Linked DNA regions of Homo sapiens: region 2 is linked to region 1. Evidence: read pairs that join two places in POLR2A ChIA-PET (ENCODE). Cell type or tissue: PC-3. All regions are shown on one strand. Links, peaks and the distances in the headings refer to the core of each region. The heading gives the core; the rest is flanking DNA.

What was found. Peaks named below come from ENCODE experiments on the same cell type or tissue, not always from the same donor. Only the 100,000 strongest peaks of a DNase experiment are listed, where the experiment ranks them.
Region 2: POLR2A ChIA-PET joins it to region 1 with 6 read pairs; 2 of 35 experiments call an interaction of 5 or more read pairs at or near these places.

The regions. Positions count from the first base shown.
Region 1 is chr6:40,948,287-40,964,607 of GRCh38, reverse strand. All of the region lies in intron 1 of LOC101929555 (a long non-coding RNA gene), which reads left to right. Among named protein-coding and RNA genes, the nearest start is that of UNC5CL, 83 kb to the left of the region's middle. RefSeq lists an enhancer at 14,651-15,503. In PC-3, for the core only: no CTCF peak of the experiment used is centred there; DNase peaks (open chromatin) are centred at 3,367 and 6,217; H3K27ac peaks cover 2,094 bases.
Region 2 is chr6:41,009,024-41,025,344 of GRCh38, reverse strand. It overlaps LOC101929555 (a long non-coding RNA gene), which reads left to right and starts at 2,065. Exons shown (of 6, transcript NR_110873.1): 1 at 2,065-2,199. In PC-3, for the core only: a CTCF peak has its summit at 3,281; a DNase peak (open chromatin) is centred at 3,374; H3K27ac peaks cover 573 bases.

The DNA of each region.
Region 1 (16,321 bases), core at 2,855-10,854:
GAAATTATAGCATTTATTTATGTGTTTATTGTCTAGCTCTACTTTTAAGATGCAAGTTCCTTGAAGACAAGGATTTTCTTTATCTTTGATGCTATATTCCTAGCACCTTAAAGATAGTCCAGCACAGAGTAAGTGCTCAGTAAGTATTTGTTGAATGACAGAATGATAATGGCCTTAATTTTGCCCTTGAATGCTTTACAGTATATTTAGGGTGACAGAAATAATATTTAAGAAGATAAGTAAAATAAGGTGGCCAGATGAATGGTTTCTGACCATCAGAAGACAAGATGATCATGTTTACTTGGAGGGGGGATTTCTTGGAAGGCTGGGAGCACTTAGATAAGGGTGATGTAGTAGATAACATGCCTGCCCCACCCACATCCCCCCATACCACCTCCAGGTTCACGTGCATCTGCCATAGACAGTGACTGTGCCCACTAGCGCTTCCCACTCACCTGCTCAGGGTTTTGGATCTCTGGGTTTTTCTGGTACTATGGGAGTTTGCTCAGCTTAGGTACAGGGTGACCCAGAGGGGTTGGAAATTAAAGTCCCCAGAGGTCAGTAAATAAATATTTCTGCTTCCCTGTCCAGCACCGGGACAACTCAGAGGCATATTCTCTGCAGTCACTCCTGGGGGGAGTGAGTCCAAGTGTCCAAAGCAGTAACCCCCTCATACATGTGCCCTGTATTGGCTTTTCTCCCTTCCCTGTCTCACTTCTCCACCTCACTTGGTGTCTTAGGCTCACCTCTTACATAAACCACCAGCACCTACGATCTTGTCTCAGGGTCTGCCTTCAGGAAACCCAAACTAAGACAGTCAGTGTGGGGAAAGGCTATTCCAGATACCATGAAAAAAGTCAGTAACCTGTAGATTTCCCTGGGGCCCTGACTGTCCAGCAGTCTGAGCCCCTGCACCTTGCTGGTGCCATTGACCACTTACTCAAGTGAGGGGGAGCCTTTGATCCCTGGTGGCAAGGGAGGCAGCAGAGTGCAGGGAAAGGGTGGGGGTCTAGGAGTCAAGAGTCCTGGGTTCTCTCTGGGCTCTGCCACTAATATGCTGTTTACCCAAGGGGCAAGTCCCCTCTCTGGTTCTTAGTCTTGTCATTGGCCCAGGGAGGTGTTTGTGCTGTCTCATCCCTAAGCTTCCATGTTGCTCTGAGATGCCACACCAGCTCCATGGTTTGCTTTTCTTCACTTCTCTTCCCTCCCACTCCAATCATCTGTATTTGCCTCTTGGTCTATTCCTGCAAAGTCCCCATGCTGGGCCTAGTTTTGGAGGTCTGGATGGTAAAATACCCAGCGTTAGTTTTCTCTAGTAAGGAAAATTGTTTTCTCTACGCCTGAGGTGTCATTATTGTTAATAATGATGACATCAGTCTACCTCATCAGGACCTGTGAGTGCTTAACTAAGAAAAATGCTTTTGTCATTGTTAGTAAATATGAAGTGTGCCTACTCAATCAGAATGACACCTCCAGACGGGTGAGTCCATTCCTTTCCCCACACCCCAGCTACTCATTTGCAAATGAGCCCTTCTTCAAATGACAGTGTTTATTTTTTATTGATGTTTCAGCACTTTGACAAATACATTTTTCCATGAAGAGAAACATAATTAACTTAAGTCATTTATATTAATCACAAGGGGGGAAAGTCATGCAAAACAGGGGTAATTTTGTACTGAACAAGGCACGATATCTAATGAATATAGATGATGCTGATTTATGTGTTTATCCAAAAAGCATCAGTGGGGGAAAAAAAAGCCAACACCAAACCTCATCCCACTCCCACAAAAAAAACAACAAAGAAATAGCCTTCAAGGTCTGTTTAATGAGGCTTCCTCGTTTGGTGGCATCCTGCCCACAGATTGAAAAATAAAATGACTTTTCAAGTGTTTATGGAGCTTGAAAAGCCAGAGAAACTCCTTCCCAGCGTGGGTGCCCTCTGCATGAATTCAGGGAAACTGGAATTACTTATTTCAGCAAATTCAGGCTGATGAGGCCCAGTCTACACAGGTGGGCTGTCACAGACTCCTTCCCATGGAAGGTTCAGGAAGGATTCTGAGGTCTGTCATTGCAGGATGTGGTCAACAGAGTTCTGGCCACAGTAGCTCAGATTCCCCAGCTGTGTCGACCAATGGAGGTGGATCCACTTGATGGAAGGTTGGAATGATTCACCACTGTGAGTATGAGTGGTAACACTTCCTGTTTGTGTAGTTCTCTCTACCCTACACTTGTGAGTAAACTAATTGGCTGGGGCTCACAGAAACAAAGAAGAAAGACTCAGGCAAGTGGGAGGAGACAAGGAAGCACCCTAGGAACATCATGAAGTCACAGAATGTTCGAGCCAGAAGCCCATACCTGGCACAAAACTCACCTCCTCATTTTCCCACTGAGGAAACTAAAAACCAGAGAATGAGAACAGTTGGCATTTGTTGAGCATTCGCTTTGTGTCGGGCCCTGTTCTAAGTGTTTTTTGTGTTTTAATCCTCACAATAATTTTATGAGATAGGTACTATCATTATACCCATTTTACAGACAAGGAAACCAAGGCTCAGAGAAAGAAGGGTACTTTCGCAAGGAAGGTCCCACAATAGGAGACTGGCTGGACTGAACCAGACTTTGGTCTTTCCAAACCCTTCATCCAGAGCGGAGGGAAGCTGGTCATTTGTATGAATGAAACACCTGTGGGAGCTTTTATGCCAGACTTTGGAAACTTTTTAAGAGCTCATACTGTCTCTTTTTGTTTTATGTGGTCTGTTCCCTTTGCTGCCACTAGCCATAAACATCCCTACAAAATCTCAACAGACTGCAAGCTTGCCTCAGGGACACAGAGGTGATGGTTTAATGAACTACGAGATGATACTCCAGGGGATCTGGGTTGGGATTATTAGGCGGAGGGAGTGAATGTGTGTCGGCAGAGGACCTAGTGCCCAAGGGTCCCAGAAGAACAGAGAGGCCTGCCCTGGAGCTGGTCTGGGACCTTGCAGGGCCTTGCAATAGCAGCCACTGCTCATTTTTTCTGGTGGAAAAATTGAGGCAGGGCAACCTGTTCCTGTCCACTCAGGTTAGTGGTGAGCCCTGCCTACCTGAATCCTTTGCCTAGTCACGATTTTTCCTCCACTCCAGGCTCTCAAATATTAGACAGTAGTCCTGAGGGGCATTGAACTCTGGAGCCAGAGTGTCTGGATTTGATTCCTGCCTCTGCCACTTAATGTGTGAACTTGGAAGAGGCCTCCAACCTCTCTAGGCTCAGTTTCCTGTACCTCCACCACCGGATGGCTAAGGATTAAAGAGCTCGATGTATGCTAAGGACTTAGAACAGCAGAGCAGCATATGTTAGCATCAGCCATTGTCACTATTATTATTGGAAACAACCCAAAGCCCGTGAGCACTCACCTCCTCATCAGTGACCACATACAAATCTTAAGCAAACACCAGATTTGGGCAGGTCTAGGACACTGGGGAGGGCAGGCAGGTGTCTGGTTCAGGGGCAGGCTGCAGCCACATCTGCCTGCATGCACACTGAGCCTCCTGCCCACTGACCAGGCTGCAATTTGTCTCTTGCCTGGTCTGCAGCTCCCTGCACATGCCAGGCCAAGAGCGGGCGCCGGTGCCAAGGCCCCATCTATCCTCCACTGCCTGGATGGTGGGGCTGGAGAGCGCATCTGTCACTGTCTCCGGTGGCATGGATGACTGGCATGTCATCTTTGACAAATGTCTGTGCTGGCGAGCTCTGTGCGGCTGTGGGTACTTACAGATGCCGAAAACTCACAAACACAGAAGGGCTGCTCCGCACGCTGGCAAACATAAATGAGGACTAGGGCAGCTATGGATTGGAAGGCGGGGGAAAGGAGGCAGCAGAGTGCAGGACTTGGACTGGGAAGACCTGGGCTCTGCCTCTCACCATATCCTCTCTCTGCACCAGGGTTTCATTGCCCATAAAGTGGCCATAAAGGTCTCTGCCCTGTCTTCAGTGATATCATAGGAATCAGTCATAATTTTCATCATACTATTGGCAATGATAGCTGCAAACCCTTATCAAACACCTGCCTTGGGTCAGGCACTTACACATACACACACTTCCTCACCAAATTCCCACAAGCACATTTTACAGATGAGGAAATGGAGATTCAGGAAAGCAACTTGTCTGGGGTCACATAGCAAGTGTCGGAGCCATCTTAGGACACATAGGACACACCTTAGGTGCATACTGTAGGTCAGGGGTCAACAAGTTTTATCTATAAAGGGTCAGAAAGTTGATGTTTTATGCTTTGCAGGCCTATGATCTCTTGCATCTACTCACTGCTGCCCTTGTTTTTTGCAAATCAGTCAATAAATAAATGAATGTGGGTGTATTTCAATGCAATGTTATTTATAAAAACAGTTGGTCAGCTAGATTTAGCTCTGAATCTCTCAGGCCATAGTTTGCTGACCCCTGGTCTAGGCTTCCAAATCAAAGGAGGTGATTATGAGACAGGGCTGTTTACACTTCTGACAGGCAGTATCTGGTATGGTTCACGTCATGGACTTGGGAGCCAGCCTGCTTGTGTTCCATCTCCAGCTGGGTCACTTATTGGTTGTGTGATCCTGGGCCAGTGACTTAACAGCTCCATACCTCAATTTACCCATCTGTAAAATGGGACTAACAGTACTGTTTAGACCCCAAGGTTGTGAGGGTTAAATGATTGATCATGTAAGGAGCTTGGAGTAGTGCCTGGCATTACCATCATGAGCGCTGGGTAGATGTCACCTATGATCACATGCCAGGGGATTTTATCTGCAACACCTGAGAGTCTGATGCTCATTTAGATGATGAGGTGGGCAAAAGCTCCTGGCTCAGCTCTCCTGGTCGCAGCTTTCTTCTCTCCTCCTGCCACCAACACAAATTCTTTGTCGGGGAAGTGCCTGCCTTATCATTTGTTCAGCATCTCAGTGGCAGTCCTAACCCCCTAGGATGCCAGACATGGAAGAAACCTTAGGGCCTAGTCTGCTTCTTACAACCATACGGACCCTGAGGTCCTTGTGACCTTGGCAAAACATTTTGCTTCTTTGCACTTTAGTTTCCTTATCTGCTTTTTTTTTATTTTTAATTTTTTCATTCCTCTTAGCTCATATCTAAAGTTTCATTATCTGTGAAAGGGGGATGATAGTAGAAGCACCCACCTCACATGGGTAGAGAGGTACATCGATGTTTATGTACAAAGAGCCTGGCACAATACTTGGCAGAGAGTAAACGCACAATAAACATCAACATCTTTATGAGGGGAACACAAGGGAGGGAATAAGAGGCCACAAGGATTCCTGAAATCACTGGGAATCCTGTAAGAATAGACTTCGAACTCCTATCCTGTAGATATTTGACAGGAGATGTGGTTCAGACACTAAGGGGAACGTGACCTTCTTCTGTGGTCCTAAACTAGTTAGATCTGAGGCCCTAGCAGTAATACATATATTCTCTTACCGAATCTTCCCCAGAACCCCACAAAGGTTTTAGGTGGAACCTATGAGACTGCCAATATTCAACAATTTTTAACCTACAAAGACACTTTCATGTGGTTTACTCTAATGTTATCATTATCATTTCTACTTTCAGATGACAGGCTTAGAGGGGTTAAGCAGCTATTTGAAGGTCACACAGCCTGTTTGTGGAGAGTGCTTTGGACAAACCAGGACTATATAATTCCAAAGCCTATATGAGAGTTCCCCACATGGTCAGAAAAACAAAAAACCACAACAGCCATTGCAAATTCAACTTGAATGAGGTAGCCTGTACTGATGGCTGAGAAGCAGTAGCTGCCTGAGCATAGAGGAGGAGGCTGAATAGGGTTGGTGGGGGCAGAGTTCCACTGAAGAGAGATCCTAGGGTCGGTCAAAAGACCCAGTCCTTAATGCTCTGACCTATCGGTGGCAGCCACTGTCATTCTGCCATTCTAACATTCTATTCAAGGAATGATTTCAGCAAGTATCCCCTAAAGGGCAGGTACTTAAGGTGTTCATTGGCAGGACTCAGGAGCTCTTGAAAGACAGGGACTCCCCTCTCATGTATCTTGTAAACACCTTACTGTTTCCTGACATATGGTCAGTTGTAAAGGTTTTAGCTTGTTACATAAGGGACTGCTCATCCAGACAGAATTTTGGGGAGGGAGAGACAGGGGTGCTGTTTACCAGGTTTTGCCCAATATGGGCATGAGAAAACTAGCTCTAATAGTCACATAGAGTTGATCCATCCAGGAATCTATGAGTCACAATTCTTAGGGTGGGCCCTTTAACTTTGGATTTTATGAAGATGACAAAGGGATTTGTTGATGAGAATGTCTGGAATTTCATGAGGTTGCATGTAGGTATCTGGTACACATGCACATACAACAGACTGATGAGGACATGGAGAGTTGTGATTTTCATCTCCAGGCCTCCCACGCTAAGGAATTAGGGATAATTATTAACCAGAAGGGCTAGGATGTTGGCACTGTGGTCTGGGCTGAAGCTCTGTGCTGGGACATTAACTTCCAGGACCCTCCTGCCTGAGCCGCAGCCACTGCTTACCTATTTACTCAAACACTCACTAAGGGCCCAAAGATCTGGGTCTCTCAGTAGATTCCTAGGGAGGGCTGCCTGTCTCCAACACATTGCAAAATTCTGACACTGGTTGGGAATTGCCACAGCTCTGGTCTCCAATTAAAGAGCACCGAGGCTTCCTTCTTTCTGTGTGGACCAATGAGACTTTGCTCTGGCATTTCTATCTCTGCTTACAGGAATGATAAAAGTCATCTCAGTCCTATTTACTGGGGTGAAGGTGGTTCTTAGAATCCAGACCAAAATTAGAGTCCCTATTTGTGGAGACCAGGCAGTTCCTGTGAAACCCATTATGGTTGGTGCTGCGTCCTTCTAATTCCCTATGACACTCTGGTTTCAGTACACACAGACAGTGTCCTACTGGAAACACCTGCTGGTCTCTGCTGGAAGGCTTTCTCTGGCCTCAGGAGATTGGTCAGCTTAATAAAGGGACAAACTGGAAGTGCCTGGAAGTTAAGGTTTGTGGGAAGAACACTCAACAACAAAAGAGAGTTAGTGGATAAGTACCTCAGTTTCCTTGCCCCTTGGTGGGACAACCCTGAGATACATTCTGTACAGCCTCCTAGAGTAGAATTGAGCCTAATTGCTCACAGTGGTGATCAGTTCACTAATACATTCATTACCTGTCTTGCTTCCTCATTCTCCTACTGGTGCTTCCTGGGTTCACTTTCTAAATAACTACTTGCAACCAAATCCTTGTCTCAGGATCTGCTTCTGGAAAACCCGATTAAGACATCCCTTAAACACCCCTCCCTCTGCACCCAGCAGTCTATGCATACTTGTTCATTGATTGGGTGATGCTCCACAAATAGCCAGCAGACAGCTTCCTCTCTCTTGACTAGTCTGTTTTCTGTAGTTTAGGGCTTTGGGATTTGTGAATCTAGAGAATTTTAGTCAAACTTGCTTATTCTGCTACTTGAGCAAGGCTTAAGCAAAACCATATTACTCACTGCTCAGTGAGTTTCCCAGTGAGCTCCCAGGAGTTCTTCAAGGATGGATGAATGTGGTGGGGCAGGGGGAGGGGCAGGGAATTTACCTTCACTTGTATCTGGAAACAGTGAGGCTTTGGGTTGAATGCCAGTGTTCTACTCTGCGAGCTCCCCTGTTGCTGTGGTCTCTTGGTGCAGTGTTGTCCCAAAGACTGCATGGAGCTTCTTCATTGCCAGCCCAGCCGTCAAGTGATGAACATTCCAGAGCTGGTGAGATTGCTCTGGCACTTCTGTCACTCCTCAGTCAGAAGCAGTGTGATCTGTGAATCTTGAAGTTCAAGGTCTAGCTCTGCCTGTGACCTGGTCCCTGAGGTCCTGACTTGTGTCCACTGTCTCCTGTCCACCTTCACTAGATGTTGAATGGCATCTTGAATAAGATGCTCAAACAGAGACCCATTCTCCTGTGGTATCCTCCAACATGGCTAATGGGAAACGTCTTCCTTCTAGCAGCATGGGACAAAAACCTTGGGGTCATTCTGACTCTGTTCTTCTCACATCTTGCATTTGGTCCTTTAGTCAATACTGTTGCCTTTACCTCCATAATCTGGCCAGACTCTGTGTGATTTCCTCTTCCCACCTCCACTACTGCCTCCTTGGTTCAAGCAACCATTATTTCTTGCCTGGATCTCCTACATGGACTCTTTGACTTCAGGCTTGCCAACTGTCTGTCTATCCACAGCACAGCAGCCAACTAAATCCTAAGTCAGAGCTGTTCCTTTTCTGCTCAGAGCCCACATGGGCTCCCATCCGACTAGAGTCAAGGTGAAGTCTCTACAAAAGAACTTCTCCCTCATACCTCGCACATCTCTGACTTAATCTCCTACAACTCACCTCCTGGCTACCTCCTCTCCAGCTACACCATCCTCTGCTTTTCTTCCGGCGCCCCAGCATGCCTTGTCTTAGGGACTCTGCACTCACTGTCCCCTTTTCCTAGAATATTCTTCCCCCAGAATAAGCTTCACCTCCTTGCGATCTTCACTCTAGTGTGACCCTACTTAAAGCTGCCTCTACCTCCAAAGCACTGTCTATCCCCTTGTCCAATTTATTTTTCTCTCCTGTACCCATTGCCATCTGGCATTCCATATACTTTGCTTGGTTATGTTGGTAATAACTATCTAGAAGGTTTGGCAAGTGGTAGGTGTTTGAACTGTGTTTGCTGAGTGAATGGATAAAGGCATGTATGATTAAACTGTGATCTTGAATAAGTCATTCTCCTTCTCTGGACCTCAGGATCAGGCACAGGCCACTTGAAGTGATTTTAAGGCCCTGTTCCTTCTCTTGCTCTCTGGTTACAAAGAGAGGCTCACTCTAAGAAAACCAAAGATTTCCCCAGCATTTGTCAGCCACGTCAGGAATGAGTTTCTGGCTTTCTCAGCTGAGGAGTGATTAAATGGGATAGAAAAACTGGACGGGGTCGGAGGTATATTTATCCTGTTCATCTGTAGGAATGGATAGAATCAGTGACCCCTGAATCCACCACTGGGGGCATGTGAGGTCTGTACTTACTGGCCCCTTTATCTAACTTGCTCTAATTTTGAGTGCCTATGACAGTTTTCTCTGTGCTCCAGACTGGTGTGTGTGTGTGTCTAAAAGTACCCAACAGCCTAATGAATAAGGACTCAGCAATATGAGCCAATGTAACAATGGCAACAAGAACGCACAGCCCCAACTCTCCAGGCTGCACCCAGAACCTCGGTCCCAGACATTTCAGGCATCCCGACCACTCCCCCAACAGCTGAGGGTCTGCACCGACCACCTGCCATCACGGCATGTGGCTCCTTCTCTCTGGGAGTGGGGCTTGCCCCTCTCTACACAGCTCTGACTCCAGGGCAGCAGCGCTAGCCTGAGCCCATACCAAGCATGGGGCCCTACCCTCCCATGTGTGCCCAGGCCCGGAGTGGAGGCTTCCCTGCCAGTCAAGGTACATGGTTCTTCCAGGGCTGGGCTGGGGTCCAAGGGGTTGTTGTGGAACAGTCTGTGTCTTCCCATCATGGTGGGCATGTCCAGGGTCAGGGTGAGGCTGGTGGCCTCCCCATTTGCTCTGGTTGGGTTGGCAGTGCTCCATCCTGCTAAGCTGGATAACTGCAAAGCCCTCACTGGCCACCCACCTCTAATCCTTCCTCCACACGGAAGCCAGAGGAATATTTTCAAAGAATAAATTCTATAATTCCACTGTCCTGCTCAAAACTGCTCAGTTGCTCCCCATTGCTCTTAAGACAAAGTCCAATCTCAATAGCATTGGCTCAGCATATAAGGCCTTTCATGAGCTGGCTCCTGGCTACCTCTTAGTCCTGCTATGCCATCCTCTCGTCCACACTGGGTGGCACCAGGCCTCTGTTCTCCGTGCATTCATGAGGTTCCATCAGCCTATTCCAGCACCATTCACACTACACTGCTATCACGTGCTTCCTCCTCTGGACCATGCACTCCTCAAAGGCAGGAGCTGGGTGAAATCTTTTAAAATTGTTGACACTCGGCACAGTGCCTTGCTCATGGTACAGCTCAGTGTATGTGTGTGTTTGCACATGTGTCTGTGCATATTCATGAAAGGAATGGATGAAGCCCAGCCCCATAAGGTTCAGGATATCAACCTGTTTTCCCTCTCTCCATTTTTGACCTCCTGTAGGTGGAAGTGGCCAGGGAGGACCCTTTGATCCCCTCTTCCACTTTCACTCTGAGGGCCACTGGCTGCCTGCTACTTACCTCTGATACCTGGCTGCTACGATTTCACTGGCTTGTCTTTTCCTCCTTACTCTCCCATCTTTACGTAGCTGGTGTCTCCCTTCCCCTCCCATGCCCATCCATGGGACAAAATGGCCTCTTTTCTACATAGGTCTGTAGCAGACACAGGTGGTGCTTTGTCACCAACTGACTATGTGGCCTGGGCAAGTCACTTAACATCTTTGAGTCGCAGCCTCAGGGAGGCCATCCAAGGCCCTCAGATTGGGCATTGCACAGTGCTACAGACTATGTAGTCTATTGAATAACGCTCCTGGGTCAAGCAGTGTAGTGACCCAGCTCATGTACTTCTGATCAAAGTGGACATGCTACTGTGTGGGATGACAGATTTGGTGATAACACAGTGCCTAGCAACTGAGCACATGATAAGTGCTTGGTTAAGTGGTAGTCTTTAAAGTGGTTTTGTTATCATTATTATTACCATCATTATTGTTACCTAATGAATGCTTGCCTCCCTTTCTTCTGACCCACACAGTATAATTGTAGCTTCCCTCTGGGGTGGTGGGAAGTCGAGGATGTTAGTCTTGCATGCCATTTCTCCAGCTGGGTGGTCATATCAGCGTGGATTGCTTTGTCACATGGAAGATATCACTATTGCCTGCCACCGATGGGGCAACCATGGCTGTACTTCATTTCCTGTTACTGCCTTGGTTGAAATGAAACACATGCACATAAATGCACACTCAGAGAAGAACCATCTGTCTTTAATCAAGCTCTTCAGTGACAATTGTAGCATACAGGATTGGCAGAGGGGCTGGACAATGGGTTCTGTGCCCTCTAATCCAGTAGACTTGTCCCCTTGGACCACGCAAGAGAAAACCTTGGTGCCTATTCTTTTGAGATGGCCCATGATGAATATTCCTTATGTTTCCAGAGTGTCCCATAAATATGCCCCCTTCTTTCCTCATGTAACCCCCCTGCCCCAGTCTTGACCTCGCAGGTTTCAGGACTCTCTACCCCTCCAAGCAGAAGGTTTCTCTTCTCCTGACTTTGCACTTGTACAAACTTGAAGTAAGTGCCCTTTAAATTTTGCACCCTGGATGCCTCACTTGCCTCATCCTCATCATGATCATGCTTCTGTCTTATAAGTTTTCATCACCCTGGCATGGTCTGTGAATCAAAGCCATTCTCTCACTTGACATTTCTTAGGCAACAGCTGTTTTTCTCCCAAAGAATTGGGGGAGAGCATTGAGCCCAAGGAAAGAGGGTGTCTTAGCTCCAGCCACTATAACAAACATATCATACACTGAGTGGCTTAAGCAACAGACATATATATATTTTATTTTATTTTATTTTATTTTTGAGATGGAGTCTCGCTTTGTCTCCAGGCTGGAGTGCAGGGGTGCAATCTCGGCTCACTGCAACCTCCTTCTCCCGGGTTCAAGTGAGTCTCCTGCATCAGCCTCCCAAGTAGCTGGGATTACAGGTGCCCGCCACCATGCCCAGCTAATTTTTGTATGTTTAGTAGAGACGGGGTTTCACCATGTTGGCCAGATGTTCTCGATCTCTTGACCTTGTGATCTGCCTGCCTCAGCCTCCCAAAGTGCCGGGATTATAGGTGTGAGCCACTGTGCCCAGCAACAGACATATATTTTTTACAGTTCTGAGGCCTGGGAAGTTCAAGATCAAGGAGTGACAGATCTGGTATCTGGTGATGGTCCTCTTCCTTGTTTGCAGACAGATGTCTTCTTGTTGTATCCTCATATGGTGGAGAGAAGAGACAGAGGCAGCAAGCTGTCTCTGTCTCTTCCTATAAGGGCACTAATGCTATTCATGAGGGCTCCACCCTCAGGACCTAATTACCTCCCAATGGCCCCACTTCCTAATACCATTTCCTTGGGGTGAGAATGTTAACATATGCATTCTAGGGGGACACAAACATTCAGTCTATCACAGAGGGGAAGGAACCCCTTCTGGTGCTCCTTTATACTGTGCTCCAGTTGGAATTTTTCATTTTCTTGTCCCTAAGTGTCTAAAAACAGGTACACCATCGTACACCACAAGGGCTGGTTTCCCTGCCAAAAACCTTATCAGATCTGCATAGGAGAGTCACATCCACTCTGCTGCCATTCCTCTGACCTTATTACACTTCAAATTGAGGGTGCATCAGAAACATAGATAGCTGAGCTCCACCCTTCTGAATTTCTGAGTAGGTAACTCTGTGATGGGTCACGATAATTTGCATCTTACACTTTCCAGGGGATGCTGATGCTGCTAGTCCAGGGACCACACTTTGAGAACTACTGAGCTTAAGAAACCTTTGCTCCCTTCCCTCAGACTTGGGTTAAATAACAAAGTCTTTTTTCATTAACTTGAAGGGAGAATTCCCTTGACTTCAAGGTGTATGTTGTTGTTGGTGCTGGTGGGAAGTGAAGAAGGGTAGTTTCCCTACATTTTTATAATTATAATTGGCACACAGAAATGTTAGCTATTTATGAGCCCTGTAATGAAAAAGGCATTGTGCACACATATGACTAGGATGAGATTTTTGCATTCAATAAAGTGCAAAAAATATCATACATTATCATTACTGGGCTTTGTGGTTTATAAAGAGTGTCTGCATGCATTTTCTAATTTGATCCTTAGAGAGACCCTATGAGGTGAGCAAGGCATACATCATTGCCCTCTTCTACAGGTGAGGAATCACAAGGGGAATTCACTTTTTACTTGTTTGCTGTGTGCCAGGCACATCACACACAGCAGCTTGTTCAGTCCTCACAACCACTGTCAGAAATGGGGATCATTACTTATCACGGAGATCAGGAAGCTGGAGGCTGAGAAGCTGAATGATTTGTCAAAGGTTATGCATTTAATTAGCGGCAGAGCCAGAACTAAAATAAATTTCTCCTGACTCAACATTCAGGGCTTTTTCTAAGACACCACATTTTTTGAAATTTATAACTCATCAAGTCGTTGTAACGAAAGAGAATCTTGTTGTTCCTTCAGATTCTGTCTTTCCTTCCCTCTTTGAGTTCAATGTTTTTCAATCGCGTTCTCAGATATTTTGTGACACAGAATCAAGACACAGGGGGGAGAGTTAGAACCAGAGAGGCTAAGGTGAGTTATGGTAAGAAAGAGGGAGTGAGTGGAGGGAGGTGGTTGGGGAATGCCTGCTGGGCTGAGTGAGTGTTGAGAGTTTTGTGGGTTTGACAAGTGAAGGGCCCCAGAGCGGTTGCCAGGTGGGGATTGTGAGAAAAGAGAAAGGAATTTCACAGTTTGTCTGTGGAATTTATATAGGATCTCTGTTAATATTCTTTAGGAGCTGCAGGAAAATTGAAATAAATGCAAAATTACTTTTGGCAACTGGACTGTGCTCATTTATATGTGATGCTGTGCAGAGAATGGGTCGCATGGGACCCCAGCTTATATTAAGGTTGTGTGTGCATATGTTTGCAGGAGATATTTGAATGTGAAAGGTGATATGTAAAAAAAAGGGTTCAGTGACAGAGACACTAGGGCTGAGAAAGAAGAGAAAAGGGGAGAAAGGAATAAAAGAGAAAGAAGAAAAAGGGGAAGTTATTAGGAAAATGGACAGGTAGGGATAGACATACAGAGAAGTCTCAGGGAAACAGAAACCAAGGAAAGTAAGTTTTTCTTCTACCTGTGTCCCAAGGCTCTCTGCTACTGGGTTTCCCAAACTTTCTGAACTGTGATTAACTATTAGGAATATGTTTTCCATTGCTACCCATTACTTATACAGATATACAACTGCAAAACACACACACACACCCCTCTTTTCTTTCTTTCTTTTTTTTTTTTTTCGAGATAAGGTCTTGCTCTGTCACCCAGGCTGGAATGCAGTGGCACGATCATAGCTCACTGAGGTCTTGAATTCAAACTCCTGGGCTGAAGCAATTCTCCTGCCTCAGCCTCCCAAGTATCTGAGATTACAGCCACCAGCCACTGTACCTGGCCCTTTAAAAGAAAATATGCTTACCCTTGTGGCCAGCAATGAGCCCCATCTCCCAGTATTTGTGCTATTTTGTGGTCCCCTCTCACATTGAATCTGGACTGCTTCAGCCAGTGAGACATTAGCAAGGGTCCAAGCCTCCAAATGAAGGCTTGGTAAGCTCTAGCCTATTGGAAAGTGTGTCCTCTTGGAAGGTTTACTCTTGTGATGCTTCCCCTGGGAACCAAGCTGTCATATGGTGGGAAGCCCAAACTAGCCATACGGAGAGGCCACTTGGAGAAGCACCAAGGTCCCAGCTGAGTTCCCAGCTGATAGCCAGCAACAACTTGCCAGCCCTGTGAATGAGGCATCTTGGAAATCAATCTTCCAGCCCCATTTAAGCCACCCCACCTGCTGCCCATGAAGCGGAGATGAACTGTCCCCACTGAGCCCTGCCAAACTGCAGAATCATGAACAAATGAATGTTGTTTTAAGCCCGCTAAGTTTTGGATTGTTTTGTTTTATGGCAGTAGACAATCAAACATCTTTATTATAAGCGACACACCATGATGTTATCTATTATGTTGCATTCTATTCTATTTTTCAAAGTGCTTAGTTGATTTCATGACCCACTAATAAGCCGTGATCCGCACTTTGAAAAGTACTACTCTAATTGATGCAGACGTGATTGAGATCATCTGTCTTCCAACCTCTCCCTCTATCCTGATGCTCTTAGAATCACGACATATAAGAAATGAAAGTGTCAACGAAAAGAATCAAACTCTGTAAAATATTTGAAGAGATTTATTCTGAGCCAAATATGAGTGACCATGGCCCGTGACACAGCCCTTAGGAGACCCTGAGAACATGTGCCCAAGGTGGTTGAGGTGCAGCTTGGTTTTATACATTTGAGGGAGGCATGAGACATCAATCAAATACATTTGAGAAATACATTGGTTTGGTCCAGAAAGGCAGGACAATTCGAAGGATGGGGGGAGGTTCCAGGCTATAAGTAAATTTAAACATTTTCTGGTTTACAATTGGTTGAGTTTGTCTAAAGACCTAGGATTAATAGAATGGAAATGTTCAGGTTAAGATAAAGGACTGTGGAGACCAAGGTTCTTTTGAAGTCTTATAGTGGCCGCCCTTAGAGACATAGATGACAAATGTTTCCTATTCAGACTGTTAAAAGATGCTAGACTCTTAGTTAATCTCTTAGGAGGATTGTGAATGGCTAGAAGAAAAAGATCTAACTGTGTTAATACAGATTCTTTACAGATGCAGATTTTCCCCCACCAAGGACGGCTTTGCAGGGCCATTTCAAAATACGGTGAAGAAACATGTTTTGGGGTAAAATATTTTGATTTTCTTCTTTGTCACATAATGTTATGCCAGAGTCAGACTGGAAAGTAAGTCACAATACATAGGGTTAAGTAAAACCCATCTGATGGGAAGGTATTTATCCCTTCCCTGTGCTTGGCTATGAATCCTATAAGCACAATTTACAACAAGCATGGTCTATAGGTGACGAATCCTTCCAGATACTGATGTCACCCCGACTCCCTGCCCAGATACCTGCTCCTCTGCCTATTTCTCCAGTCTCTGGGTTAAGATGGAACAAGCATCTTTCTGAGTCACTCAGGCTTTCTACATTACAGTCCTACCAAATACATGGCTTCTTCCTCTCATACTGTGATTCCTGAATTGTGTTCCACAGGCCAGATGTATTGCATGCGCCTGGGGAGCTTGTTAAACATTGAGTCCCAGGCCCCACTGTAAGATACAGCCTCAACACTCTCTGGAGAGTGGGGCCTGGGAATCTGCATTTTAACAAACTCCCCAGCTAGTTCTGCTGCACATTGGCATTCAGGTTCAACTATTCTAGGGGCTTATACTCTAGATCAGTGCATTTCAACCTTTTTTTCTTTTTTTAACCTCAAGTCACAGTATGAAAAACATTTACATTTTGTCTCCGTGCATATGCACATATATGTAAAAGAAACACAAGTTTCATCAAGCTCTATCTGTGTGCTGCATTCTGATTTTTAGTCTGTTTTATTTTTTTCAAATGCTGGTTGTGACTCATTAAACTGATTTTATGACTCAGCAATGGGTCTCACTACACAGTTAAAAA
Region 2 (16,321 bases), core at 2,888-10,887, 61 kb before region 1:
AAATTTTAGTTCACTGAAATAAAATAAAAATTCAGTTCCTCAATTGCACTAGCCACATTTCAGTTGTTTAGTGGCCATGTGTGGCTAGTGGGTACTGTTAATGGACAGCACAGATCTGGGTTAGGAATCCAGCTGGGTATAACTTTATAGTGTTTTTACCATTCACTTATTTATTAATTCGTCAAACATTTGCTGAATACCTACTCTGTGCTAAGCCCTGCACAAATTGTTGGTGATAACAATCCAGTGAAGAAGAAACATTCTTGTTCTGTAGGAGCTCCTGGAAAGCTGGGAGTCAGAAGGAAGTACGCTTTCCTCCCATCCTTCTTTGTACCTGACTCAAGAAGGCAATGGGAGATGAGGTTCAGGCCGATACTCTCTGTTGCAGAAATGGTTCACACTGCAGCCTGGTGTAGAGGCAGTAGATTCAGGGTCAGTGTTCCTGGCTTATCTAGCACATCAAGTGGGTTGTTGGTTGCTGACAACAGGATTCACTCTGGCTAGTTGAGGCAGATGGGATTTAATAAAGGAAACTGAAGGACAAACAATCATTTGGAGGGTGGAGAAATAGATTTGGGGTAAAGTTTCCAAGAACAATGCCCTAAACTGTGCTGTAGGGCTAGATCATGGAGGGAAACTGGTATTACTATGGCTGCTGCTACTGAGCACTGGACACCAGGAACTTGACTTTATTGCAGCCACTCTTGCCACCACCACTGATGCTACTTCTGAGGCAGGAACCAGACCTCACCACCACATTTTTTTTTTTTTTTTTTGAGATGGAGTCTTGCTCTGTCACCCAGGCTGGAGTGCAGTGGTGCGATCTCGGCTCACTGCAAGCTCCACCTCCCGGGTTCACGCCATTCTGCTACCTCAGCCTTCTGAGTAGCTGGGACTACAGGTGCCCGCCACCACGCCTGGCTAATTTCTTTTTGTATTTTTAGTAGAGACGGGGTTTCACCATGTTGGCCAGGATGGTCTTGCTCTCTTGACCTCGTGATTGGCCCCCGTCGGCCTCCCAAAGTGCTGGGAATACAGGCGTGAGCCACTGTGCCCGGCCCCTCACCACCACTTCTGAAAGCTAAGGCCTCTGCTGCCTTCCATGCCAGCAAAAACAGAAGCTCCGTGCACTGCCTGCTCTTTATGCTACTCACTTCTGAATCAAATCTCTAGTGGAGGCCTTGGGTTGTGAGAGCTCAGACCACATCCCTGAATCTTAGCTGCAAAGACACCTGAACGCTCTGAACTCTGACTCGATCTCTGACTTCAATATTAGGGAGATGAGACTTATTACATGAGAATATCCCCAGATACGGGAAAGCTACTCAAAAGTTGATGAGAAGCCACAAATATGACAGATGTCTACTACAGTCAGAGTGTGGTCATGCTGTAGCCTCAGGCAGCAAATTCCCTTCTTAAGAACAGCCATTCACTCAGTAGGTGCCATATCAAGGTTCTGGCAGCAGAGTAGACTGAGGATGTACTATGGATTGAATGTTTCTATGCCCCTAAAATTCATATGTTAAAATCCTAACCCTCAATAAGATGGTATTAGGAAGTGGGGCCTTTAGGAGGTAATTAGGTCATGAAGGTGGAGCCCTCATGAATGGCATTAGCACCCTTATAAGAAGAGACACAGGAGAGCTTGCTTCCTTTCTGTCTGCTTTTTATCACATGGGCGCACACAATGAGAAGATGGTGGTCTGAGAACCAGGAAGAGGGCCCTCACTAGACACCATATCTGTCAGAACCTTGATAAGGTGCCTGTGTAAGACCACTGACCTTCAGAATCTTCTCAATAAAGCGTGACTGCACACATTCCTTAGGATGGCTCTCATGCCAGTACACCCAAATGTGATTCTGTAACCCAGGCTTAGACCTTGACATGTTTTAGAAGTGCTGTGGTCTGACAAAAAGCTCACCAACAGTGGCTAACTGGTTCACTCCATGCCTTCTCCAGCCCCTGTGCCTCCCTGTACTGCAGAGGCTGAAAACTAAAACTACGTTTCCCAGACTCCTTGGCAGATGGGGATCTAGATATGCTTAGGTTCAGCCAATCAGCTGGGACTCATGCAGGACTTTGATTTGGAATATGGAGGGGTAATTTGGAATAATGGAGGGAGCTGAACAGGGCACAGAGCTGGTGCTCATTTTGAGGAGCTAGAGTGGTCAGCGGCTGTGGCAGCAGCTCCCTCAGTGGTAAGTTACGTGGCATAGTTTGGGGTGTTAATATGGAATTCAACTTGGAGTATATCCCTACAGCCTTTCCAGTGATTTGTGAACTATCTATCTGGGCTCCATAATATATTGTTTGTGCTTAAACTAGCCAGAGAGGGACTATATAGTGTAAAACAAAGACCCGTATCCAGTGTGCCGATGATTTTTCCCTGGAAAGACTGTCCTTTATTCTGTGATTATACTTCATACTTGGCTTGTGTTAACAGGTCTATTATCTTATGAAAGGATGGTAAAGCTTTATTAAAATGTCTCTACTTGGTAAAGTAAAAAGATAATAATCCTGTGTGGATTTTCCTCCCCAAAATAAAAAACAAAACACAAAAATATTGGTCTGTAAAATACAAAGCCTGGAAATGCTTTTTTTGTGAGACCTGTCTTCCTGATCCTTTTGAAAGCCTTGCACAGATATGTTTATGCATCTCCTCTGCACATATTTGACTATTTACTATGTGCTTAGAAGCATGGTGGGCCTTCATTTATTTTCTTATCTTCAGGTAATCTTTCTCATGCTGACTTTAATCCAGCCTATGCTAGTTTCTTGTTGGCAGAGATGTTATGGCTTCTGGCCAACAAAAACTAAGTCAGTTCTAGCTGGTTAGTGTCATGATGTCATAAAGATATTAGCCCAAGGGCAGGAATATGCTTCATATTAGCTCTCAACCTTCAGGTGAAACCAGATTTCATTTCCAAACAAACTAGAAAAGACACAATTAGAAAATGAAGAATAATATTTGGCAAATGCTGAGTATGGTGAAGATGGGATTATAGAAAAGTTCTTTAGTGGGGCAGAGAGTATAGATGGGGGTGGGGAAGGACCCACCCTCCCTAATCTAAAGGAGGAGCTGGCCATCCTGTCCCTGGGAATCTCGGATAAATATGAAGAAGGCACATGACAGAGAAGAGGACTCAGTGGCATTGGTCATCTTGGAAATTTACCAGGAAAGCCTTTACATGTGGCTTGTGCTTGCTGCATACCCACCCACAGGCTTTCACCACAGTTGGGCTTCTTGTGCTGTGGCTGAGGAGACCATCTGTGGCTAGGTGGCAGAAGCGGACCATGTTCAGTACACAGGGTGTAAACCCTTGGGAAGTTTTGAGTTCTGGAGACCGCCCGTCTCTGTGTGCCTGTGTTGTCCTTCCTTTCTGCCTGTGACTACCCTCTTCTTTCTGGGTCAAGCCAGTCAGATATGACTCAGGCACATTCTTCCTTGGGAGAAGATCAGGTGAACCCTTTACTTCAGTCTCTGTCTCTTTCCCTTAATAAACTCTTTTTAATTTATTTGACTTCATCAAAGCAAGAATGTGGTTCCATTCCCTTGAGGCCCTTCTTGGAAGCCTGGTTATGTGGGACAAGTAAGGACTCTGGAACCCCATAGACTTTAACTTAGAAGCCAGCTTCATCACTTTCCACGTGGATTCTGGCAAGTTACTTAATGTATCTGAGGTTCTGCCTCCTTGTCTGGATGACGGGGATAATATCATCCTCCTTTTAAGATTATTGTGAGGATTAATGACTATAAAGCCCACAGCCTACACGTAGCCTGGTTCAGTATTATTCAAGGCCTTCTTCTTTGTAACACCATCTAATGACCACTGGCTGGGCATTTATTGATGTTGGCTGCAGAGCATCCCATCCCCTTCTCTAAAAGCACCATGACTTGCTTTCAAGAATCATCTTTCCCTAGTGGGATTTGTCTCAGAGGGAAATAATACCAAGGGGCAGATGCTTTCTCTCACCCTTGGTGCAGTCAGGGGGCTGGAACATGATCAATGTCTCTGTCACTCTAGACACTGAATCCTCAGTGAGTACACGGAGGTTGTGCTATGGATTGAATGTTTGTGTGCCCCCAAAATTCATTTGTTAAAATCCTAACCCTCAATAAGATGCTATTCAGAAGTGGGGCCTTTGGGAGGTAATTAGGTCATGAAGGTGGAGCCTTCATGAATGGCATTAGTGCCCTTATAAGAAGAGACACAGGAGAACTTGCTTCTTTTCTCTCTGCTTCTTACCACATGAGCATACAATGAGAAGATGGTGGTCTGAGAACCAGGAAAAGGGCCCTCACCAGCCACCATATCTGTCAGAACCTTGATCTTGGACTTCCCATCCTCCAGAACTGTGAGAACCAAATGTTTGCTGTTTGAGCCACCCAGTCTTTGGTATTCTTTATGGCAGTCTGAACGGACTAAATCAAGATGTGTGGAATGATTAGTGGCTCTCTGGAGCCATGGAGGTGTGGAAACCTGGCTGTTCCTCTCCCTGAACTGGAGCTGGAGTTCTGTTGCCAGAGGATCCTACACTTGAGTCTCCAGTCTTTTCTTGGATTTGATGAGCCCTGACGCCCTCCCTGAAAATTCCCCTTTGGCTTACATGTACCAGAATAGTTTCTCTTGCTTGAAAACTAGAATTTTGGTTAATACCCAATAACCTTGTACTTAAGTCACAAGGTATCATAGGTGCTGTATGAATTATCTATTGCTGTATTACAAATTACCAACCCCTCCAACTTAGTGGCCTCACACAGTAGTCATTTATAATCTCTCACTGTGTCTGTGGCTCAAGGAGTCAGGAGCAGTTCCTGGTTCAGGGACTCCATGAGGCAGCAGTCATCTGAAGGTTTGACTGGGGCTGGAGGATCCACTTCCACAGTGACCCAGTCAATGGCTGGCAAGTTGGTGTTGATTATTGACCAGGGGTTTTTAGTTTTTCTGCATGTGGGGCTCGCCATAGGACTTCTTGAGAATCCTCAGAGCATGCCACTACATTATTGATTCCTAAATATTCTGATAAGGCGGTTGGGATAAAAACAACTGTGAGCTCTTAGGCTTGGAACCATTCTCTGCCAGGCAAATCAACAACATCCTTCCTCTAAAGTTGTTTCCAAACAGAGGAGGCTTAATTTAATCTTGGTTGCTAGTAACTGTTTTATTCTCTAGATGATCCTAAGGTAGATTCATCTTAGCAAAACTTGGAGCAATGTGGTTTGATTCTTTTACATTAGGTTTTGTAAGTTCACAGTGCACCTTGGCAATCACTTCTCAGTGGATCCTTGCAACAGCCCATAGGGCAAGCAAAGCTGGATGTAGTGGTTCCATTTCACAAACGAGGAGACTGAGGCCTATGGGCAACAAGTGTTAGACATGGTGGTTAGGTTAGGAATCAGACAGGCCTGAGTCTGCAGTTTACTAGCTGTGTGACCTTGAGTCAGTTGCTTAACATCTGTCTGCCTTCATTTCTGCACCCATAAAATAGGCTAATAACAGAGCCACAATAATAGTGCCAGTCCTCAGGGTAGTCAGGGTTAAATGAGATAGAATATATAAAACACTTAGTATAGTGCCTGGAGCTTAGTAAGCACTCAGCAACATGAGCCATTGTAGTGAATATTAGCTCAGACTAGGACAGATGATGTAGTTTAATAATTTGCACAATAGGTTGGTTTGTATTCATTGGTGAATGGACCCACTGGTGCTTCGAAACCAGAAGGACAACCAACCCTCCTCCTTCTCTTCTAACCCACTTTCCCATGGCTCCTCCTTCTCTAGTGTTTGCTCTTCCTTCCTCTTACTCCCTACTTATCTTTTATATTATTCCAATATTTGAAGAATGCAGGGTTGTAAAAACTTATAGGGTTCCTGTATAGCTTCCAATTTACTGCAGGCCTTTGCAAAACTGTGTTTAATAAGTACTTGTTAACTCAATCAAAAATCAAGTCATCCATATGAATAAATGACTGGCTGCTCAGCTGGCTGAAGCTGCTCGTGTGCATTTGCACATATACACACACATGCACACAAATGTGTGCACACGAACACAAACATGCACACAGATACACACACACACTCCTGTCAAGCTCCTTGCAGCTCACCTTTGGAAACTTGTTCATCCTCAGCCCAGACCTTGGACAGGGTCACCTGTTACCTTCCCAAAAGGCAGCTTTGGTGGTGGGATGTGCAGATCCCCTTAGATAAAAAATAACCCCCTACATGTGACAGCCACTTGCAGCTCACTAGCTGTGCCACATCCATTATCACCCTGGATTCTGTCTCAGAGCTGAGGGCTGAGATTTTTAGTGGTTTTCCCATATGAAGGACCTGGACTCATTCAAGACTCCCCGTTCTAAAGCCCGGACTATGATGCCACTCAAAAAGCCCTGCCAAACCCCCGACCCTGTATCTCCCGCTAGAGCTATGCTTCTGGGTTAAGTTTTGCATCTCCATTGGATCCCTATTAAAACACACAAAACGCATATTTTATCTGAAAGGGGTCCAGGTCTACTTCACTGGTTAAAATTAACTTATCAGATTAGATAGTTTTTACCTAGGGCAAGCATTTAACCATTCTGAACATCTTTGGTCATACCTGTGAGGAAGTGTGGTGGAGGGACAATGGTCCACCAGAACACATTTTCTCTTCTTTCACTGTAAAAGAATTGCTCGGGCACACATATCCCCATCTCCCCAGACTCCCTACAGTTAGGTGAGCCTGTGTAACTAAGTTCTCACCTGCAGAATGTTCTCATTAGCAGAATGTGAGTGGAGTGGTGCATGAGAGTCCCAGGCCCAGTGATGTGGGGCGATCAGCATGCCTCGTGCCTGCTGCCTCTCTCCTCCTGGTCTGCAAACAGGCATGGCAATGACCCAGCTGCCACCATGAGGCTGAGGACGTTTTGGGGGATGGCAGAGAAACAAGATGGAAAGAACCTGGGCCGTGGACTCTGCCTGAAGCAAAGCTGCTGCTGACCAGGGGGACTCCCTCAGATTATGTGAGAGAGAACTACATTTCTATCTTCTTTAAGCCACTGGGTTATTATTGATGGGTCTCTTTGTGGCAGCAGCTTACCTATCTATCAGAATTAGACAAGTTTACCCATGTGAATTGCTTGGTCTGGCACATAGTAAATGCTCAGTAAATGTTAGCTCTTACTGTAACTGCATTTGTGTTTCAAAACCTTGCACACATCTCTAAACCTCAGAGTGGAGGATTTGGGAGCAGTTTTCATGAGGGCTCTGTTGGACATATGCTGCCCTGCTTTGGTGCCAGGCAATCAAGATTGACCTTCAGTGGGCATCCACCCACTTTCTGTGTGGAATGCAGAGAAGCTTCAGGCCAGGGGAGTCCAGTGGAATTGGGTTGGGGTTTGCTAAGATCCAGAGGCCATTCTTGGGCACAGACCCTAGTCACCTCTGTGCCTGGCACAGGGGCCCTGCTGACGCAACACCCTGGAATTTCTGGGCACAGAGGGCACCTGCAGACAGGGTAGCAGGTGAGCAGCAGACTACAGCATCTGGCCAGTAGGCTTGTGTGAGACACCTCCAGAGGGCCCCAGCAGTGACTGGGTGGGTGAGGTTTGGGGTGGGCTGGAAGCTCTGTCATAGCAAGGAGGGGAAAGATTGGTGAAACATGAGTGATATCTGTAAAGGTGAGCCCCCCCTGTAGCCAGGTGAATCTGGAAAACTTGGGTTACCCTAAAATAAAGCTATACAAGAGTCCTGTAAGTAAGGGGGCAGCTGTATCATTTTGTAATTCTTAACGTTTGGAATGAAGGCTCCTACTGCCCTGGTAATGCCCTGGTGCTGTTCTTTACTTACTAGGAGCTGTTGAGTCTCCTTGGTCCTACTCTGGCCCTGTTTGTATTTTCAACAGGAGATTTCTACATGTATTTTTTCCAGATTTCTACTTCGAAAAAAGCATAGACTCACAAGAAATTGCAAAAAGAGAGCTTCTGTAGACTCATCTCCCAGCTTGCCCTAAAGGTGACATCTGACTAATTACAGTGCATTATCAAAACCAGAAAACAAACACTGGCACAATGCAATTAACTAGATCATAGATCTTCCTCGGATTTCCCCAGTTTTTGCAAGTACTCATTTTTTTTTAGTATGCCTTGTACATAATTCTATGACGTTTTATCACATGCATAGATTCATATACTACTGCTGCCACATCTGCATTTATTTTCCTTCACAGCAGCAAAAAAAGTATGTTCAAAACCTACAGTGAAGTGAGGAAGAGCAGGAGTGTTTTCATCAGACACACCTGGCTTGAATCCTGGCTTCGCCCCTGGCTGGCTGTGTGACCTCAGACATGAATGAATCTTTCTGAGTCTGCTTCCTCGTCTGTAGAAGGGTGGGATGAAAATAGTACCCTGCTCCTGGGTTGTTCTGAAAGATCGCATTCCCAACAGAGTAAGTTCACAATGTGCTAATATCAGCATCCTTTTGTGAAGGCCTTTTGACTTTATGATTCAGGGTTGTTTGTTGACTCAGTCTCTGGAATAATTAAGGTTCGCAAGAAAAATAAAGTAGGAAAGTAGGACTAGCATGTGATGTTATCAGCACACCTGGGGCTGCAGTTGTCAGCCCCCTCCCTAAGATGCTTGCTGTGGTGCCCTAGGCCCAGGTCCCTGCTTCAGCCTCTCGTACACAGCTCACTGCACTCCCTCCTCACCAATGCCTCGCAAAGGAAGCTCCTTGGAGGCCCCATTTGACTCCTCCCCATCTTCATTTATCGTTGCAGGGATCTTTGCAAACTTCTCTGCTTTGCTTCCGGCCTTCCCACCCTTCCACTCCTTGACACCCACCTCTTGATATTTTTAATCATGGCCGATGGGAACACCTGGCACTACACCTATAATGAGACCATGATATACAGGAATACACTTGTGTAAACCGTATTTTTTTTTGAACATTCTTTTCTTTTTTTTTTATTATACTTTAAGTTCTAGGGTACACCTGCACAACGTGCAGGTTTGTTACATATGTATACATGCGCCATGTTGGTGTGCTGCACCCATTAACTCATCATTTACATTAGGTATATCTCCTAATGCTGTCCCTCCCCGCTCCCCACCCCATGACAGGCCCCGGTGTGTGATGTTCCCCTTCCTGTATCCAAGTGTTCTCATTGTTCAATTCTCACCTATGAGTGAGAATATGCGGTGTTTGGTTTTCTGTCCTTGCGATAGTTTGCTGAGAATGATGGTTTCCAGCTTCATCCATGTCCCTGCAAAGGACATGAACTCATCCTTTTTTATGGCTGCATAGTATTCCATGGTGTATATATGCCACATTTTCTTAATCCAGTCTATCATTGATGGACATTTGGGTTGGTTCAAAGTCTGCTATTGTGAATAGTGCCGCAATAAACATACGTGTGCATGTGTCTTTATAGCAGCATGATTTATAATCCTTTGGGTATATACCCAGTAATGGGATGGCTGGGTCAAATGGTATTTCTAGTTCTAGATTCTTGAGGAATCGCCACATTGTCTTCTACAATGGTTGAACTAGTTTACAGTCCCACCAACAGTGTAAAAGTGTTCCTATTTCTCCACATCCTCTCTAGCACCTGTTATTTCCTGACTTTTTAATGATCGTCATTCTAACTGATGTAAACCATATTTTTATTTAGGGGGAACTTTATTGAATAGAGATGATCTGTCTCTTTCTCTTATTAGACTGTGAACTCCTTCATGGCAGAGATTCTGTTTTTGAGTGGTTAAGGCACTTTTGGGGGCACACAGCCCCACTGCCTTCCTCCAATCATAATCCCACACAAATAATCATAGCTTCCATTGACTGAGCTTTCCCGTGTCTTGGTCACAGTGCCTGAAGCTCTGATTCACACAACATTTTGCAGCTGGTGTTATGATCTCCCTTTTGTGGCTGCAGGAGCTGAGGCTCAGCACAGTTAAATGGCCAACCAGAACTTGTTTTCTTCCCAGAACCTATGCTCACTTCACACTGACCTACTGCCTCTCCACTCATGTCTGTTCGATTAATAACATTAGGCCCATCATGCAGCTCCCTGGGAGAGCTTATCTGTAAAATGGCACCAGGAGTCTCCAGCTTGTTCATGTCATAGGGTCCTCAGTGAGGATCCAATGACCTGGTGATGGGGACTGCCCCCCGCAAACCCTGGCATTATAAACGGTGAGCTGGATGGACTCTTCAGCACATGTGAGTGATGCGAATTCCTCAGCACACATGCACTGAGGGACCTGCCACCCTCCACTCCTTGTAAGATAGATATTTACTTTCATTTCTCTTTATTCCATCTACTGGCAATCCTGAACCTTACCTTATAATGCTCTCCTGGGCATATAGAAGGGAATAAATGCAGATTCATCAAAAATTTATTAAAAGTCATCTTTGCTGTAGCTACCTCCCCATTTTGTTTTGTTTTCTATTTTAGGCAGCCTCACTCTGTTGCCCATGTTGGAGTGCAGTGGTGTGATCTTGGCTCACTGCAACCTCGAGCTCCTGGGCTTAAGCGATCCTCCTGCCTCAGCCTCTTGAGTCACTGAGATTATAGGTGTGAGCCACCATGCCTGTCTCCACATAGGATATTTTTAAAAATACCATCTCAGTGAATGCTCACAACCACCCTGTGATATAGGTATTATTCTCATCCTTGTTTTACAAATGGGAAACAAAGCTCAAAGAGATTAAAGTGATCTGAAGTGACCTGCCCAACATCACATAGCCAGTGGATCTGGGTTTTGAACCTGGGTCTGTCTGACTCCAAGTCCCGTGCTTGTAAACAAAATTTAGTTGTCTTCAGCATTTTAAAATTCAAAATATATGAAAGAAAAGTCAGTGACTATCTTGTCTTTTGGCTTCTTGGATCCCTTCTTCAGAGACCAATATTATCATCTCTTGAGTTTTCTTTTGGTGTTATTCTATACATATTGAATATATAGTCTATGCATATTGAATACATATTACTTTTTCTCACTTTTTCTACATTCTTCTGGACCCTGCTGTTTTACTTAACAATGGATCTTGGAGATCTTTTCATAATCAGTTTATAGACATTTCTTCACAGTTTTCCACTGTTGCATAATATTCCATTGTATGGATGGACCATAATATATTCAGTAAAGTGTGAACATTTAGATTTTTTTCCCAGTCTCTGTGTCATAACAAATCCTGCAGTGAATAACTTTGCATTTACATCATTTTGTATGTGGGGGCATATCTGTAAAAAAAAAAATCCTAGAAACCAAAATTTAGGGTCAAGGGGACACGCGTTTAAAATTTTGAGCTATGAGCACATTGCTGTCTGTAGGAGTTACACCAATTTCTGTGTCCCCAGTGCTCCCTCCTCTGCACTCTGCCAGCTTGGAACAGGTGCCAAGGTCAAGGAAAGCAGCATATGCCACCGGGACCTATTCCTCTCATTCTGCTCCCTCAGGGAGAACCAGGTTTCTGGCCTTTATTGTACTCCACCCTTTTATCTCCTGGGAAGTCACCAGATGTTCTGCCATTGGAAGAAGGGGAGATATTGTCTCCAAACAGAAGACACCAATCTATCTGTTTACAATGATTCACATCCAGAGAATCAATGAACTCTAAAATCCTTGGCAGACTCCAACTCATGGCTGGAGGAGCTGATGGTGGAAACAGGCCGCAGACTTCAGTTAAATATTAATAATAATATTAAACATTTACTGTGTGTTTATTCAATTCTGGGAACTGTGCTAAGGTCCTTGCATGGATTACCTCACTGAAGCCTCAAGATCACCCTTCAAGATGTGTACTGTCATTCTTCCCATTTTAAGGATGCAGATAGGAGGATTGAGTAATTTCCTAAGCCACGTAATTAGCAAGTGACACCACTGGGATTTGGGCCTTGGTTGTTTGATTTCTTTTCTTTCTTTTTTTTGAGATGGAGTTTTGCCCTTGTCACCCAGGCTGGAGTGCAGTGGTGTGATCTTGGCTCACTGCAACCTCCACTTCCTGGGTTCAAGCAATTCTCCTGCCTCAGCTTCCCGAGTAGCTGGGATTACAGGTGCCCACCACCATACCTGGCTAATTTTTGTATTTGTAGTAGAGACGGGGTTTCGCCATGTTGGCCAGGCTGGACTTGAACTCCTGACCTCAGGTGACCAGCCTGGTGGGACTACAGGCATGAGCCACTGCTCCCGGCCTGGTTGTTTGATCTCACACTCGCAACCACGATACCAAACCAGAACTCTTAGGAGAGCAGAAAAAGACCCGACTCTTTTCCTCTTCCATGCTTGGCTTCCATCCCTTCGGGAGCCTCCACCTTTCCCTCTTCTGCACTATCCTGGCTGCCTTTTCTCTGGCAAGGCTCAGCTTGTCTCACTTCCTTTTCTCTCCACCAGCACAACTGTTCTTTCTTTGGTCCTAGTCCTCCAGCCTTTAAACTCCAGCTTCCCTGAAGTGCAGTGAGTATACACATATTGATAAACATAACAACTACTCTGGTCTCCACAGGACCTTAAATTGGCAGAATTTCAGGTGCTGAGGTGAGCCAATGGGAGAGATTTTTTGAGTGTGTGATGAATGTTTGTGTGTGTATATGTATGTATGTGTGTGTGTATGTGTGTATGAATGTTTTTTATGTCCTTTTAGATTACACTTCATGAGCAGCTGCCACCATGAAAATGTTGGCTGAGGGGCTTGATATGGTTTGGCTGTGTCCCCACCCAAATCTCATCTTGAATTGTAGCTCCCATAATTCCCATGTGTTGTGGGAGGGAATCAGTGGGAAATAATTGAATCATGGGGGCTGTTTCCCTGATACTGTTCCATGGTAGTGAATAAGTCTCATGAGATCTGATGATTTTATAAGGGGAAACCCTTTTCACTTGGCTCTCTTCCTCTCTTACCTGCTGTCACGTAAGATGTGCCTCTCGCCTTCTGCCATGACTGTGAGGCCTCCCCAGCCATGTGGAACTGTGAGTCCATTAAACCTCATTTTCTTAATAAATTACCCAGTCTTGGGTATGCCTTTATTGGCAGCATGAAAATGGACTAATAGAGGGCTACTGACAAGGTCAGGAAATCTCTGCCTACTTAATGACAATGGCTGAGGAGGAAGGTTCTGTGGTTGCTGGCCCCAGCCCACTGCCCAATTTTGTTTCTAAACATGTAACCCATTGGCCTGAAAGTCCCACCAGCTAGCAAAGGTGATGGTGGGAAAGGCAAAGGGAAAGCCCAGGTCAGCCTGGTGTCAGTGGAGTTGAAGTCATGGAAGGAGATGCTGCTGCTTGGGGTAGCTTTGTCTTTAGCCTTTGCTATTCCTACCTCCATCTCTCCTTTCTTCAATGATAAATCTTCACACAGTGGTTGAGGAACATCAGCCTTGGAGCTACTGTGTATGTGGCCTCAGGCAGCAGGGTAACTCATTGTAGGGTGGGGTTTGCAGCCCCTCCCTCACCAGGTAACTGGAGATGGACTGAACTGGACTGAGATGAAAGACAATGTCAACAAATGCCCTGCATTTGTCCTAGCGTCTGCTACAGAACAGGAGATCAATAAATGGTTGTTATTGGTGTTGCTGTTATTTTGTTCAGTGATTTCAATTCCCTCCTCCACTTCAGCCAAGTTCTCCCTCTCCGCCTGAACATTTATTTCTTGTCCAGAGAGCCAGGAATGCACACATGACTCTCCTCTTGTGTGAAGCCATCAAAGGCCCTGCTGGACACATGTGCTGATATTTTCTGAGAGAGAAGGACCCTCAGGGAGGCCTTGTGGGCTTGCCAGCTATCCCTGGAGTGTCAGAGGCCTGCAGCGAGGGCCTGAGAGGTAGGGGAAATCTCCAGACTTTGCCTCAGCCATAAACAGGACATCTAACTGATGCCAACTCAGTAGATTTTGATTGAGAACCTACTGTGTGTTGGGGAGACCCAGAGATAAAAGAAACATGGCCATACCGTTTGGGGCTTCTCCTTGCAGCTGGGATGCCGACTCCCAGGCACACACTCCACTGTAGGGGAGCTGTCTACACTGCTCTCTCCAGACCTCTCTTCCCATTTCCCCTCAGATCTTCTGCAGTGTGGACTTCTAGGATGCCCTCTCCCTCAATGTCCTGTCTCTAGCTGTGACCCCTTTTTAGGGGTCCTTCCTTGTCTCCTCAACCTCTGAAGGTTGGAGCCCTGCAGACCTCAGAGGTTCTCTCTGTCTACCATTGCTCCCTCATTGATCTCATCTACTTCTGGCTTTAAAGGCTATCTTGACTCTGATGGTTCCAAAATTTATGTTTCTGATCTCTTTCTCTCTTGGCTTCCATCTTTTTCCATCCCTTTCATCCCTTTCCATTTATCCATTCTAGATGAATCTGGGCTGCAGATTCATCCACTCTCCTGCCTCCTCTGGCCTCCATTCCCACCTCTATCGTAGTCTGTATTAGTCAGGGTCCTCCAGAGAAGCAGAACCAATAGGATATATTTAGATGCAGCTGTTCCTTGGCTTACAATAGGCCTACATTCTGGTAAACCCATTGTAAGTCAAAAATATTGTAAGTCAAAATGTATTTAATATCCTGATAAACCTCTTGTAAAGTTGAAAAATCAAAAGTCGAACCATTATAAGTCCAGATGCTCCTTGACTTATGATGGGGTTACACCCCTATAAACTCATTGTAAAGCTGAAAAATTATAAGTTGATCCATTGAAGGTTGGGGACCATCTGTATATATAAGAGGAAATTTATCATGGGAATTGGCTCACGCAATTTGGAGGCTGAGAAGTTCCACAATCTGCTGTCTGTAAGCTGGAGACCCAGGAAAGCCAGTGGTATAATTCACTGGTAAATAATAATTCACTGGTAAACCCAGTGGTATAGTTCTGAGGCCAAGGGCCTACAAACCAGGGAGAAGGAAGGATAGTGGTGTAAGTTTTGGAGTCTGAAGGCTCAAGGATCAAGAGCTCTAATGTTCAAAGGAAGGAGAAGATGGTTGTCCCAGCTCAGGGAGAGGAGGGACATTGCTCTTCCTCCACCTTTTTGCTCTATCCAGGCTCTCAAGGGATTGGGTGATACCTGCCCAGATTGGTGAGGTCGGATCTTCTTTACTTAGGCTACCAATTCAAATGCTAATCTCTTCCAGAAACACCCTCACAGACATACCCACAAATCCTGTTTTACCAAAGATCTGGGCATCCCTTAGCCCAGTCAAGTTGACACCTAAAGTGAACCATCACATAATGTCACTTTCATATTTATTTTCATATTTATTTTTCTTTTAGTTTTTTCAGGCCGTGATGTAAGTTTCTTGGAGGGAGAAACTGTTTTATTTACTCCTGCATCCCCAGTGACTACAGCATAGTAGTTATTCAATAAGTACTTGTTGAATGAATGAAAAAATGGGAAAGGTAGGGGAGGGGGAATGGAGGGAATGCAAGGTAGGCAGGAGAGAAATAAAGATGATTACCATTTACTGAACAATTACTAGGTGCCAAACACTTGAAACCCATTTTATTCTAACCCTTATAATGCATCCCCATTTTACAGGAAAGAAAGCTGAGGCACGGGGAAGTTATGCAGGCTGTGAGTGTTAGCCAGGATTCTAGCCCTGGTCTATGCACAGCCTCCTTGCCTTTTCTCCCTCTTGACTGGGGCATCTGGAAAGGCCCACAAAAGAAGCATTTGGGTGTGACTTTGTGTACAGATGTGTGGTCTCTCAGAACCTTATCCATAGCAACTAGGAGTTTTGAGGATCACCCTCCCTACCCAGCCCACTCTTAGGAGACTCTGCCTTGGAAACGAAAGCCAGGCACCACTTAGGGTTCCTTAGGCCTGGAATCTGGAAAAAACCAGAAACTCCAGTGCAAGGTATTCATCTACTAGCTGTTGTGGCTGAGTGGGTTTCTGGAAGAATAGATAGCCTTCTCCCCTTGGGCATCTCGGGGACCAGGGGTTGAGAAGAGGGATTTGGCTGCAAGTAGGTTATTCAACTGCTGTGGACTGAACTGTGTCTACCCAAAATCCAAATGTTGAAACCCCAATGTAGCTGTATCTGGAGATAGACTTTTGGAGGTATTTAGGGTTAGATGAGGTCATGAGGGTAGGGCCCCCATGACAGGATTAATGTCCTTTAAGAAGAGACGTTGGAGCATTCTCCTGAGCGCACTCTCTTTCTTCCTGTCTCTTGTTCTCCCTCTTTTTCTTACTTTTTCTCCATGTGCACACACCAGGGAAAGCCCACATGAGCACACGCTAGGAAGATGCTTTCTACAAGCCAGGGAGAGAGCATTCAACAGAAACCAAATTGGCCAGCACCTCGATGTTGGAAAACTGTGAGAAAGAAATTTGTCTGTTGTTTTATTCCATC